Linked DNA regions of Mus musculus: regions 1 and 2 are each linked to region 3. The links are chromatin contacts, found by Hi-C or POLR2A ChIA-PET in ENCODE. All regions are on one chromosome and are shown on one strand. Each heading gives the region's core, a stretch centred on a gene start or an enhancer-like site at or near the end of the contact. The rest is flanking DNA. Distances are from core to core; before and after follow the strand shown.

Region 1 (2,891 bases), core at 294-2,793, 74 kb after region 3:
GAGTAGGGAAACTCACTGGGGCTTGGTGGGCACCAGCCTAGCTCCATGTTTCATGAGAGACCCTGTCTAAAAAAATAAATAAGGCAGAAATTGATAGAGCAGGACATCTAATGTTCTTTTCTGGACTCAGCACACACACACAAACACAAATGCCATATGTGTGTACAGCACACACAAAATGAAAAAAGCGAAACTCAACAGAATCGACAACTTACACATCTATCACTGGCAGATAAAGCCCACATTATGCACTGTTGTACACAATGTTGTACAGTAGTAACGAGGGAAATCCCACTGACACAGAAAATTCTTAGTTGAAAAATAGCAAATAATTGCTTTTTTTGTTATTGTTCGAAAAATGTTACTTTTCTAGAAAGAGATATGTGTATCATAATGAGCAGGAAGTTACATATCATGCTACAGATAAGAGTGGGAGGTTGTGTCAGGGGACTTACTTTTATTTATAAATCTTTTCTCTGGGTAGCAGTGTGTGTGTTTGGTTGGTTTCGTTTTTGAGACAGAGTTTCTCTGGGTAGCCTTGGTTGTTTGTTGTGGAACTTGCTCCGTAGACCAGGATGGCCTCAAGCAGGTAGAGATCTGCTTGCCTCTGCCTCCCAAGTGCTAAGATTAAGGCCACCACCACCAGTCCGTTCCTAATCTTTACATCACATGAATACTCATTTTTTAAAAAAAGATTTATTTATTATTATATGTAAGTACACTGTCTTTAGACACACTAGAAGAGGGAGGGCATCATATCTCATTATGGGTGGTTGTGAGCCACCCACCATGTGATTGCTGGGAATTGAACTCCGTACCTTTGGAAGAGCAGTCAGTGCTCTTACCCACTGAGCCATTTCACCAGCCCGAATACTCATTTCTTTTCTTAATTTTTGAACGGTGTTGTTGATGGAATCCAGAGCCTTAACTACGCCAGACAAGAGCTGTATCTCTGAGCTATTTTCCCAGCCCTGAACCATTCCTAAGAAGAAACAATGACGGTACCAAAGGTCAAGCCAATTAAAGTCTTATTTTTTAGTTTGCAATATCGTCTCTCGTACTATTGGGGTTCAGAGTTAAAGCCAATCCGTCACAAACACGGTTTATCTCCGGCCCATCAGCGAACATCATTCTTGTGGCTTAGGTTTTTCAATGAACCCATAAAGTTGGAGTGGTCCCCTGTTATCTTGCCCAAGTCCAGGGCACACGCATGCGCCTCTTCCGCGTCGCCGCAGCGAATGCAGCTCAGTATGATTCCGTCGCGCGGATGCCCCAGGTAACCGGAAGAAGGCCAAGGACTTCGCAATCCACGAGAGCACCTGCTCCCACGCGGGGTTCCGCTAGGGTTCCGCATCGAAGCGTCCGGCACCGATGCTGGCAGAAGTCCCGCGAGGAGTAACCCGGCCGCGAACCGTGACGTGGCCCAATCCGCAGCCAGCTCTGGCAGTTTCGTCCCAACCGGTACTCAGGCCCAGCTGCGTCCTCGAGGGGCGGGGCCGCAGAGGGGCGGGTCTTCTACGTGGACCAATGGGGTCTCGCGCCGGGTCTCGTGGGCGGTGCTAAGTGCGCGGCGCAGGGCCGAGCGGCAGGGGCGCCAATGAGCGTGCGCCGCGTCCGGGGCCGGCTGGTGCGCGAGACGCCGCTGAGAGGTTGGTGGCCACTGTAACAGTTTGCAAACGAAGGGGAGTTGTGAAGGGCCCGGGGTTGGGGTCGTGCTGCTGGCCGTGTGGGTACGTCCTCGCCGCCTTGATCCCGGAGCGAAGGACACAGGAGCTGAAGGCCAGAGGGAGCGGGGGTGAGGATGGAGCAGCCGTCGGGCCGCGGCTCCTAGGGGAGGCAGCGTGCTAGCTTCGGGGGCGGGCCGGTAGCCGGAGCGAGGGCCGCACGGACACCGGTCCCTTCGGTCCTGAAGTTCAGGCGCTGAGCTGCCCCCTCGCGCTCAGGGTGGGCCTGAATCCATTTCTGGGAGTGGGATCTTCCACCTTCGTCAGGTGAGGTTTAGGTGAACATCCACCCGGCTTGTAACCTTAGCCTGCACAACGTCTGCGTAGGCAGCGTGGCCCAGGAGTGGGATGGGCAAGGAGGGTGGGCTGGACAATGCTCAGGGAATTCAGAGAAGGGGACAAACCCTTCTGTGCCAGCCATCCCCAACGTCATCACCTTCCAGTTCCTGCCCAAGCTCAACCTGGCTTTCCCGGCCACCCGGGAACCCCAGGTGTGAGGTATTTGAGCCGATTTCGAGGGTCCTGGCCAAGCTCCAGGTGTCTGACAGGTACAGTGCTGTGGTGTGCCGATTGCTTACCTGTACGTAGACCGAAAAAAGGTCAACTCTTATTTGTCTAAGTAAGTGGTGGAGGGCCCTTTTGCTTCGGCCCGAATGTGAGACACTTGGGAGGATGTTTAAAATGATTGAAACTCCTCAGGAAGGAAGAGAAGAGGTCGAGCTGCTGTGCTTTTTTGCCAAAGTGCAACAGATAAGAATCTTTGAGCTTGTCTGTTCTGGGATGTGGTTCTGTTTCCTTCTTCATTCAGCATCCAGTTACAAGTGTTTTTCCTTTCCCATTAGGGTCACAATGGCAGCCACAGTAAGAAGGCAGAGGCCAAGGAGGCTACTCTGTTGGGCCTTGGTGGCTGTCCTCTTGGCAGACCTGTTGGCACTGAGCGGTATGTACCTGGCTAAGGTGTTAAAGAAGAATGGAAGGATAAGAGGGCACAAGGTGCCTACTCGAGTTTGGGGTTGCTGGATCTAGCCTTTTTCTTTGTCTTTGCCATGGAAAGCAGGCTGCTTCCATTGATTTGCCTTAGGAAGGCAGGAGGGTGTGGGAAGCAGAGAACTGACAGAGAAACCTACATTCTGTCTTCCCTTCAGACACATTGGCTGTGATGTCTGT
Region 2 (2,996 bases), core at 85-2,584, 72 kb before region 3:
AACCAAATTTACTCCGGAGGAAATAACACCATTCACTTACATGCCGGGGCCTCCTAATCACATTTATCTGCAGTAGGAATGTTGAAAAAAATAATAACTGTGGTAAGAGTTAAGGAAACAGAGCACTGACTTCCAACAAAATGTTAAGACAAGATTGTGTATTCACGTTTAAGTACTGGGGCCAACTACAAGACTACATTATACAGGCTCAACTGTAAGGAAGTAAGATTCTCCTGATTGACAGACTTAAAGGGCTAACCATAGGCAACCCCACCCCCGCACCTGATTTTATAATGGCTATCAAAGGGGTCTTAAATAATAAGCAGGTAGGCCCGTTACAAAAATCAAACACTACAGCCCAGCGAAAAGCACCGAGAGCAAGCAGGAAGTTCTGTAGAAGTCAGACTATTAATTCAGCACGCTCAGTCAGTCCACCTTTCGAAAGATAATGGTTCTAACCAGAACTTGTGGTTTAACCAGTGCCTATCTCAGCAGCAGCGATGGATTACATCCAACACTTTGCAAGACAAAAACTTAAGCCATCCTTAGCGGAGAAGGGAAGTTCCTTCCTTCCCTGCCCCCATTTAAACCCACCTCTTTTTCTTTGATCTGTGTGCTACATCTTAATGAGAAAAAACTATAAGCTCACCCTGACCGCAGTCAGCCGGGCCGCCTCCTGAACCCAAGTCCCTCACCCAGGGCGACTCCTCTTCCAAACCCGGAGCCGTAGCCGGCAGATCCAACACACATCCCACCCCCAGCACCCCAGGCCCACCTCCCGGGGCTCACTCGACGACCCACATCCCCAAGCTCCGCACCCCCATCGCACTTCCGCCCGGGTGGCGCGGTGACCAGCCCTCCCCCAGCCCCCACCCCATCTTTGTCTGGCTCCCCCACACCTCAACGTTCCCAACTGCCAACGGCAGCCCTCCCTGGCGCCCCACCGCCCACGCCCACCCGGCGCCGCGCGCGCCCGCAGGCCGCTCACCTTGTCCATGAGCTTCCAGCACTTCTCCACCATCTTCTTGTCCACCGTGCAGGGAGGGTGCGGGCTGAGGTGGTGGTGGTGGTGGTGCGGCTGGAAGGCGTCCTTCATGAGCCCGATCAGGCCGCCCGCTCCCGAGCCCCCAGAGCCGCCGCCGCCGGCGCCCGAGCTCTTCTTCACGTTGCCGGCCATGGCCAGCGGAGGGTCGGGAGCCCGCTCGGCCGCGAGCGAGGGAATGGAGCCGGGCGAGAAGGAGGGGCCTCTCCGGCAACCACCGCCGGCGCTCGCAGCCCAGGGAGTGAGAGGGAGGCGCCCGCCCTGAGGCGCGCCCCTGCGCGGGCGCGAGCGCGGCCGGCGCAACGCGGGGGCGCGCGCCGGAGACGGGCAAGCACGGCACGCCGCGGCGACCCCCAACGCGCGCACGAGCTCGCGTGCACCCGCGTGCCCCGCGGCTCCCGGAAAGCCTCGACCAAGTTTCCGCGCCCACTGCTCCCGCCCTGACCCACTGGGACGGGCGGGGCGGAGCCCAAAGAAAACTCAGTGCCTGCGCCCTCTGCTGGAGAAGAGAGGAATGGAAGGAAAGAGGTGGGGTCCAAGGTAGAACCTGCGCACTAGGCAGAAGAGAAGCCTGGCCGTCCATGTTCGTTGTGGCCTGGGCTTGTTGCCTCCGGGAGTTGAGTCATGGCTGTGCTCGGATTAAGACGGGTAGGGATGGAAGGAGTCTTCTAAATGTGGATATTGAGCTTCGAGTTATCTGCCTCATCTTGTGGAAAGATGGAAAAAGAAAGCCAAAGTTCGTTTTCTTCCCCTTAGTGTTTTTATTTTTGTGGTGATTGGAATTGAACCTACGACCTCACACATCCTAGACAAGTACCCCACCTTGAGCTATATCCCTATTCCACCATCTTGTTTCACCATGTAGCCCTGGCTGCCTTGGAACTCGCTGTGTAGACCAGGGTGGCTCTGAACTCACAGAGATTCACATGCCTCTACCTCCCGAGCGCAGGGATTAAAAATCGCCTTGGTATTTATAACCCTCAAAGGTTGGGAATTCAGTTGCTGCAGCTTTTTGCAGACTAAGTCACATAAAGGTTTAAGGTTAAGGACACTCGCGTCTCACGCGCTTCTTCCAGACTTTTTAACCTTTTTAAAACAAGTAACTTCCTTTTGATCTTTTTCTTTCTGAAGAGCAATTCCTTTTCTGGGAACTGAATATGTACTTTAAAGATATTCTATTGCTCAGCGGAATGCGCTGGCGGCACGAGGCCCCGCCCACAGAGGCTGTGAGCCACTTGCATGGAGGGAACAGAAATTCAGCTCCCGGACACCTTCACTTCCCTAATCTTCAGACTTCACTAGAAGTACTTTGAAAATAGGAACTTCTTTTCCAAAGAAGAAGAAAGTACCCAACCTTGGTTTGCTAATATTTTTTTAGCTCCAAAACCATTTGGTGACATTAAGTACTCAGTTCTGCCACCAAGCCTTTGGCTGGTAGGTTGTTGAACTTGTCCAGTACTTGAAGAAAGAAAACAGTCTCTGAACACCAGAATTATTCAGTCCCACAACTTTGGGTTGCAAATCAGTCATTTTTTTTTTTTTTTTTCGAGACAGGGTTTCTCTGTGTAGTCCTGGCTGACCTGGAACTCACTCTGTAGACCAGGCTGGCCTCGAACTCAGAAATCCACCTGCCTCTGCCTCCCAAGTGCTGGGATTAAAGGTGTGCGCCACCACGCCCGGCTGCAAGTCAGTCATCTTTAAGACCTTTTTGAACCTGTATTATCATTTCATGTCAATAGCCTGCCTTTTATTTCTTTGTTTTGTTTTTGTTGGTGGTATTGAGCTTGGGGTTTTTGTTTTCAGACAGGGTCTCTCTATGTAGTCCTGGCTATCCTGGAACTCTTTATGTAGAACAGACTGGCCATAAACTCACAAAGATGCTCCTGCCTCTGCCTCCTGGGTGCTGGGATCATAGGCATGTATCACTCTGCCCAGATTTTTATCATTTTCTACC
Region 3 (2,941 bases), core at 406-2,905:
TGGACTCTTTGCTTTTTTAATGTGGGCTCTGCAGATCAAACCAAGGGCCTCCCGAGGTTTGTGAAGCAAGTACTTTACTGAGCCACCTCTAGCCTCATATTAAGCATTTTATTTGCATCATGTTATTAGTAACACTATGAGGCAGGCATCATTTAAACCTCATTTATAGATAAGCTGAAGCTGAGCCCAAAGTTCATATTCTTATTTCATATAGCCTACATGACCCTGAAGCATTCTACTCCTTACTGGATTACGTTAAATTTTCCGTCAGGCATTCAATACCATAATTTGTCTTTGCTTTGCCCACACAATACTAGATCCCACTACTCCTTTAACGTTAAAATGTAGATTCCATTTGACTGAAGGAGCCCTGTTTACACTCCAGTGTCTATACTTTACTAAACATTTTTAAGAATATAATAAGCTGGGCGTGGTGGTGCACGCCTTTAATCCCAGCACTCGGGAGGCAGAGGCAGGCGGATTTCTGAGTTTAAGGCTAGCCTGGTCTACAAAGTGAGTTCCAGGACAGCCAGGGCTACACAGACAAACCCTGTCTCTAAAAACAAAACAAAACAAAAGTATATAATAAGTATGTAGTTTAAAAGAACGAGAACAAAGTGAAAGGTTGATGCAAAATTTCTAGGAGGGACATTAAAGGGACAATTCTGCAGAAGTGAGATGGCTCAGTGGGGGAAAGCAGCTCTTGTCACACTAGCCTGACAACCTGAATATGACCCCAGGAACCCCACCACCACCATTCACTCACATATGCTCACACCACTAATCAAGTGGTGGGGAACAGGGTGGCGTTGCCAGTCTTTGAGACAGGATCTCTTGAGAATTTCAGGACAGCCAGAGCCACAAAGTTAAGATGGTCTCACAAAAAAGAAAGCCACCACGGACATCACATTATGTCTAAGGGTGTATCTGTCTGAAGAGGAAGTCAGAAGGATGGAGAAGGAAAATAAAACGAAACTCCTTAGTTTTGTGATCTTAAATTACTTAAGCCATATGGGCCTAATGCACTACTGAGGCTCACTAAGGGTTTGCTACATCTAGCCTTGTTTCTGAGTGTTAATTAGGGGATGGAGAAGCATCCAACCCCCCCAGGATCCTTACCTGACATTTCATCACTAGTCAAAGTACAAAACCATCCCATCAACAATTATCAGGAGAGTATATACTCTATCGCCAGGCACCAATGAACTCTGAGCCACAATCCAGAAGAAAGGCCCAGGTCCTAAACAAGGACTCACAGACCAGGATCTGACGGCTGAACCCCGCAACCAATCCAAGGCGCAGGACCAGGGAGATCGGGACACGAAAAGGCCGGTGGGCAGCCTCGCCTGGGCGCTGAGGCCGGAGGATAGGTAGCTAGAACTCAGAGGAAGTAGCCCATCCGGGAGAGCTTCCCGGGATCCCCGGCGTCAAGCGTGGTGCCGAGGGAGTCCAGCCGCAGAGACCCCCTAGCCCGAGGGCGCGGAGGCTAAGGGCCGGCACGGACGCCACACCGAGCGGCTCCAGGAAGCCCGGCCTTCCGCAGGCTCCGGAGAGAGCCGCTTTAGCCGCCAAGGTACGGGAGCCGCAAGCCTCCACTCACCTGCCAGCGCCGCTGGTTTGCCCAGCGCCCCACCCACCTCACACCATCTACCCCGAGGCGTTTGAGCGACGACCAGCGACAGCCAATCGCCGCTCTCGAGTCGACCGACAGCCAATGGCCGCTGCGTCTGTCAGAGCCCGTGCGCACCAAAACACGGAAGAGGCGGGAATCGTCCCGGAGAGGGCTCCGAGTCCCAAGGGGGAGAGTGAGGGACGACCGGATGTGGCTGAAGTTCGCGTCACCTTCAAAAGTGGGTTGGGCCTGCTCCCGACTGTGCGCAGGCGGGAAGCTTTGAGGCTTGAATTCCCACTACTGCGCAAACTCGCGCCGACCACCCACTGGGCATGCGCCTAGTTTGGCCGGCCTTGTCTGTCATCTTCCTCACGGTGTTTGTAGTTCGGTTAGTTGTCTAGGTAGTTCGCCTACACTGGGGCACCACCTTCATCTTTGATTTTCTTAAGTCTTCTCTGTTTTATGTACCGTACCCCAGGTTGACCTTGGACTCACAGAGACCCACCTGCCTAAGTGCGCCACCTCACCAAGTTTAAGGGATACTGGGGGATTCATTCAAGGGTTTCTGCTTGCTAGACAAATGCTCTACCAACAGACACACACACACCAGCCCCGGAGTCTACTTTTTTTTTTTTTCTTTTTTCTTTTTTTTTTTTTTTTTTTGGTTTTTTCGAGACAGGGTTTCTCTGTGTAGCCCTGGCTGTCCTGGAACTCAGAAATCTGCCTGCCTCTGCCTCCCAAGTGCTGGGATTAAAGGCGTGCACCACCACGCCCGGCCGAAGTCTACTTTCTTTAACACGTGATCATCCATATTCCTCTATCTTCACTTCCATTCTGTTCGACGAATGACACCCATTCCAGAACTCCACACTCATTTAACATGCCCCAGTGCTTAATTTCTCTACAAGACATCCTTCACAGAGCCCAGCAAAGTGATCTTTAACAAAACCAGACTCGATCAAGTCAGAATTCTGTGTAAAATATTCAAAGGCGTTCTGTTGCCTTCAGTACAATGGCCCCAAACCAAATGGAGAATTTCCAAACGCCAGCATCTGGGTGCTGCCTACCTCAAATCCTATCTTGCGTCTTGGACCTCATTTCCTGCACCTCAGACACAAATTTCAGTTTCCCCACCACACTGTGCCTCCTTTTACTTCCCATGTGTCCACTTGTTTTCCCCTGAAAGTCTCCCCTTCCCACTTCCCATTACGTAACTAGCCATTCTTGTGTTTTCAATGGAGACGGTCCTTTGCCTGAGAATTGACTCTTCTTATTATGATATATTGTATTTGTGCTTACTACTGTGCAGTCTACACTACCCAGTGAGAA

What was found. Hi-C counts contacts between places; a loop is a spot of excess contacts on that map. ChIA-PET counts read pairs that join two places held with the same protein, here RNA polymerase II (POLR2A).
Region 1: POLR2A ChIA-PET joins it to region 3 with 11 read pairs in Patski. The contact joins the promoter of Hyou1 here to the promoter of Hinfp in region 3. A Hi-C loop is called at or near these places in 1 of 37 maps with a recorded cell type or tissue (heart). POLR2A ChIA-PET finds 5 or more read pairs at or near these places in 4 of 5 experiments (Patski and embryonic stem cell).
Region 2: POLR2A ChIA-PET joins it to region 3 with 14 read pairs in embryonic stem cell. The contact joins the promoter of Cbl here to the promoter of Hinfp in region 3. POLR2A ChIA-PET finds 5 or more read pairs at or near these places in 4 of 5 experiments (Patski and embryonic stem cell).

What each region holds. Positions count from the first base shown.
Region 1 is chr9:44,377,947-44,380,837 of GRCm38, forward strand. Hyou1 (hypoxia up-regulated 1) reads left to right here and starts at 1,544. Exons shown (of 26, transcript NM_021395.4): 1 at 1,544-1,649; 2 at 2,567-2,664; 3 at 2,870-2,891. The coding sequence starts at 2,574.
Region 2 is chr9:44,232,712-44,235,707 of GRCm38, forward strand. It overlaps Cbl (Casitas B-lineage lymphoma), which reads right to left and starts at 1,335. Exons shown (of 16, transcript NM_007619.2): 1 at 989-1,335. The coding sequence starts at 1,177.
Region 3 is chr9:44,304,016-44,306,956 of GRCm38, forward strand. Hinfp (histone H4 transcription factor) reads right to left here and starts at 1,656. Exons shown (of 10, transcript NM_172162.3): 1 at 1,601-1,656.